2 separate regions of the Homo sapiens genome follow, and region 2 is linked to region 1. Evidence: chromatin loops called from intact Hi-C (ENCODE). Cell type or tissue: endothelial cell of umbilical vein. All regions are shown on one strand.

The links. Hi-C counts contacts between places; a loop is a spot of excess contacts. Peaks named below come from ENCODE experiments on the same cell type or tissue, not always from the same donor. Only the 100,000 strongest peaks of a DNase experiment are listed, where the experiment ranks them.
Region 2: it touches region 1 in a loop (11-fold over the local background); 3 of 110 quality-filtered maps call a loop at or near these places.

Annotation. Positions count from the first base shown.
Region 1 is chr1:234,630,495-234,632,994 of GRCh38, reverse strand. LINC00184 (long intergenic non-protein coding RNA 184) reads right to left here. Exons shown (of 2, transcript NR_033927.1): 2 at 1-47. Among named protein-coding and RNA genes, the nearest start is that of LINC00184, 2.4 kb to the right of the region's middle. In endothelial cell of umbilical vein, no CTCF peak of the experiment used is centred here; a DNase peak (open chromatin) is centred at 1,064; H3K27ac peaks cover 2,195 bases.
Region 2 is chr1:234,771,176-234,773,675 of GRCh38, reverse strand. The region is part of intron 1 of LOC107985364 (a long non-coding RNA gene); the gene reads right to left. Among named protein-coding and RNA genes, the nearest start is that of LINC02961, 12 kb to the right of the region's middle. RefSeq lists enhancers at 735-784, 805-974, 995-1,044, 1,065-1,284, 1,020-1,314 and 1 more. In endothelial cell of umbilical vein, no CTCF peak of the experiment used is centred here; a DNase peak (open chromatin) is centred at 1,135; H3K27ac peaks cover 1,462 bases.

The sequences.
Region 1 (2,500 bases):
CATTCATCATAGTCCCTGCTCATTGGTAACATAATATCTAATATGAACTGCAAGGACAAGACAAACATATAAAGAACATTTAGGCAACTAAAGAAGTATATTAAAAAATCTTTAGATTGTGTATAGGCAAAAGGAAACTGCATTTTCTGATGAAAGAATTCAAGTTGTAAGAGCTCCTTTGGGGAGGAATGGCCATCTTTCTTCCAATTACAGAAAATTTTGTAGCAAACTAATTTAAAAAAATCTTTATATCCTAATTCATTTAGTAACCAATTAAGTGTATAGTCAAGATTCTTAGTTTCAAGTGATGAAACTCAAATAAGGGCAATATATTTGTTTATGTACCTGAAAATGCTCAGGCTAAACACAGTGGCTCATGCATGTAATTCAGTTACTTTGGGAGACCAAGGTGGGAAGATCACTTGAGGCCAGGAGTTCAAGACCAGCCTGGGCAACATAACATGACCTCATCTCTACAAAAAAAAAAAAAAAAAAAAAAATCACTGGGCACAGTGGCACATGCCTGTAGTCCCAGCTACTTGGGAGGCTGAGGAAGGAGAATCATTTGAGACTAGGAGTTGAGGCTGCAGTGAGCCATGATTGCACCAATGCACTCCAGCTTAGGCAACAGAACAAGACCCTGTCTCTAAAAAAAAGAAAAAAAAAAGTTCAAGGGTGGTTCCAGATCCTTGAAAAATGTCTTCAGGAATATTCTCCAGGCTTTAGCTTTGCCTTCTTCTCTCTTGATTTCATTCTCAAGCAGGCAATCACTATTTTTTTGACAAGATGTCCACCAGAAGCTCCAGGCTAATTTTCTATTGGTTTAACCACCCCAGAAGAGAATTTATCCTTTCCAATACTTCTAGCATAACCCCTGTGGCTGACAATGTTGGTTCTGATAAGCTCAGCATGTAACATATACTCATTCTTGAATCACCAGCATGGTTAAAATTCTCATTGGCCAGACTTGGACCACATGCCCCACCCCTGGGGTTAGGGGTAAGAGTCAACCCCACCAGAAAACAAAGACTGAGAGTCAGGGAGGGGTGGTTCTTTAAAAGAAAACTAGGGTCTTGGTATCACAGGAGGAAGTGGATGTTGATCAAGCCAAAGTCCCAGATGCCCATGACACTATACAAAAAGAATGTACATTGTTCTGAGATGCTGATTAAGAAATACAAATCAACCTCCGCTTTTGAAAGTAGTTTTAAAAGAGGTCAACTTTCAGTGTCTTTCATGGAATTTCTGATTACTTTGAGCTAGTAATCAAGTCAACAATAAATTCTTTGTTTCTCTTGCAAACCCACATTGTCTAGGAACATTTCCTATTAATATCTATTTTAGAGTATCACATGAGTCTTGAGTCCTTCTTTCAGGAATAAAGGTAACAAACTGACAGAGATAAAAAACAAACAAAAAAAAGTGGTGGGGTAATTTTAAAATTTTTATGTCATAATTTTCTTCAGCAGGAAATTCTATTTGGCTGAGTGATTTTTGAACAGAGAGCAAATAATCATTTAGATATTTTTTTCTCTCTCTTTTTTTGAGACAGAGTCTTGTTCTATTGTCTAGGCTGGAGTGCAGTGGCGTGATCTCGGCTCACTGCAAGTTCCACCTCCCGGGTTCACGCCATTGTGCTGCCTTAACCTCCTGAGTAGCTGGAACTACAGGTGCCTGACACCATGCCTGGCTAATTTTTTGTATTTTTAGTAGAGATGGGTTTTCACCGTGTTAGCCAGGATGGTCTCGATCTCATGACCTTGTGATCTGCCCACCTTGGCCTCCCAAAGTGCTGGGATTACAGGCGTGAGCCACCGCGACTGGCCTAGATTTTTTTAAAAAGATAAAAAGCAATCACTATGTTTAGTACATGTAATGAAAAAAATATGAAAGAAACTCTCTCATGGGCTAGATACTGCCATTTTCTGGGACGGCACTATAATGTCTATCTCCAGTTCTAATTTTCTTTTTCACCTCAAAATTTTAGTATTCACTGTGACTTATATTTGATTTGTTGGATTCTTAATAATGGCTAAATTTAATTCCACTTTTTCTCTCTTTATAATCAGGGCCAGATTTTTAAAAAGAAATCCACACACTATAAATCCAAAAACCAAGTTATATTAAAAGTCAGATTTTCGACTGCATGGAGGGTCAGCGCCCCCAACTCCTGCAGTAGTCACAGGTCAACTATATATGTGTACACATGCACATACATCTAGTGTTTATGTATATTCAAATGTACATACATGTTTGCTGTATTTTTCATAATGTAATGAGTGCTTCCTATGCAGCAGGCACTGCGTTGTACTGGAGACCATCTTTGCCTCACAGAGCTTACATTTTAGTTGGGGAGATAGTGACAAACAAATGAATAAATACATCAACCAGATGATTAAAGACTGTGATCAGAGCCATGTAGGAAGTAAACACGGTGGTGAGACAGACGAAAGCTGGGAGAGCCCATTGTAGGTGGGAGGTCAGAGAACCTCCCTGAAAA
Region 2 (2,500 bases), 140 kb before region 1:
ATGGGTTCTAGGCCATTTTTGCTGCCTCGGTCTGGGAGCTCACCATCCTCAGAAGCTCCCAGCACCTGGAGATGTCTCGCATCCTGGCTGAGCCTGCTCCCTTTAGCAAACAAGGTCAGGATTTGTAACTGCTTTTGTGGCAACATCTGGCTTATTTCCCTCAAGTCCCCCTGCCACTTTTTTTTTTTTTTTTTGAGACAAGAGTCTTGCTCTGTCGCCCAGGCTGAAGTGCGGTGGCGCGATCTCCGCTCACTGCAAGCTCCGCCTCCCGGGCTCACGCCATTCTCCTGCCTCAGCCTCCCGAGTAGCTGGGACTACAGGCGCCCGCCACCACGCCCGGCTAATTTTTTTGTATTTTTAGTAGAGACGGGGTTTCACCGTGTTTGCCAGGATGGTCTTGATCTCCTGACCTCGTGATCCGCCCGCCTCGGCCTCCCAAAGTGCTGGGATTACAGGCGTGAGCCACAGCGCCCGGCTTCCCCCGCCCCCGCCACTCTTTATATATATATATATATCTTTCATCTATAGTCATTTCATTTCAGTTCAATTCATTCTCTCACTCTCTCTCTTTTTTTTTCTACTTGTTTGTTTGGCCTTTGGAGATGGGGAACAAGGAGTAAGAGGACTCATTACCCACAGCTAGTGACTTGGGTTAGAAGTGAAAGCACTTCTGCTGGGCCCTGACTTATTTATTTATTTTTGGCCACAGAGCCACAAGGCTCGGTCCCCAGTGAGCCGCCCGAGGACATCTTGTGGCACCATCTGTTCGCCCCCACCCACCCTCACCAACTGCCAGGCTCCGATTGTTGTTGGTGGTGGTGGTGTGTTTTTTTTTTTGTTTTTTTTTTTTAAGTTTTTGTTGATTTTATAAATTCTGTAGCTCTGTGTTTTTTAGACTCGGCTTGCTCGTGTCAACGCAAAACCAGGACAAGCAGAATAAACAAAGAGATGCTGGCAGAAGGCTGGGTGTGTCGCCTCAGGTCTACAGATGTGCTGGGGCCACACTGAGGAAGGCCCTCGTGTGCATGCAGGGCGCTGGCCGGAGCGCCTTAGGACGCATCTGAAAACTTCTCATTGCCTCAGGGTTTAAAATAGCCACACTTCCTGCTCCTCGGAGAGGGTATGCACAGAATGTGGGTGACTCACCGTCGGTGGTTTTCGATGTGTCTGTCATAAGGAGGTATCATCAAAAGCCCGGCCTGTTTCAGATGTTATTTTTTTCCACCCTCAGCCATGCGGTGCTGGGAGAGCAGAATGCCTAAACCCAGTGTTTGTTTTGAGCGCAGAAAGTGAAGACCAAATCAATTGTGCCGCAGCAAGTAAAAACTGAATGCGTGAGGGGGAAAAAACCTGCAAACAGTGTGAAGACTGAGTTTCAAGGTTCTTGTTTTCAAAAAGTTTAATTATATTTCAACTAAAGCCAAACTGTCAAAACATGGGAGAGTGATCTGCCTGCTTTGAAAATGCATTAGCCTTCTTATGTAAAAGCCAATAATTGATATCCAAGAGGAAACCAGAGCTGTGGGGGTCGGAGGAAGAAGGAAGACAGCCTCTTAGAACTGCTCAAACGACACTTCCCTATCAACTACGTGCAAAGCTTTAGATCCAGGTTTGTGAAGTGGGAAATTGGAGAGGGGAACAAAGGCAAAGCTAAAACCCTCTGTGAATGGCGAAGGTTTACAATATCAGGCCTGGTTTACGAGACATGTGGGGCCAGGGCACTGTGAATTAGAATTTACATAAGCGAGAACCTGGAAGAGATCCTCAAAATTCTCAACAACAGCTTTGTAAATAACAGCAGGCTGTGCCTTCTTCCCCCTGAGAAATGCTGGGGTGTGTCTGGGCTGCCCCCAGGGCCGGGCTAATGCCTGGGCCCTCTCTTTGCTTCCAGCCCAGCTGGTTTTCAGGTTATCTGGTTGTTGTTTTTTTTTTTTTCCAGACTCCACTCAGCCACTTCCTCCAAAAATGGACCGTCGGTGGTTAAGTCTTTGCCCTCTTCATCTCAGTTCCCATTCCTGCCTCTCCTTCAGTAATCTCCTAGAACTTTCTAGTTTCTAGCACAGAGATTCTTAATCGTGTTCTTTTGATGGCTGAGAAGTATGTGTATTCTTAAACCACTCTCAGATTAAATTAAGCTTGCACTACATAAAAAATATTGATGGAAGCCATATAACACATATTTGGGATAGAGCTAGAGCAGGCATCGAACAGATCATACCAGTTGGAATACGGTATCAAAGAGCTGGGAATTCCCGGCCTACAGCCTGGGTCCGGGAAGGCAGCCGCCATTTTCTTCCTTCTTGGGTCAAGCCACTAGCTTCTGGGAGGACCAGCCTCCTCCAGCGTCTCTGTCATTTCCCCTTGATTGCTGATCTTTGAAAACAAGCCCAGGTACCTATCATATGAATGCTGCTAGGCTTTAGAACCCTTTCTTCATCTACCCTGGTGACATGAGACAGCTATCTTTCTCCCAGTGTGGCTGATCCCCACAAATATACAT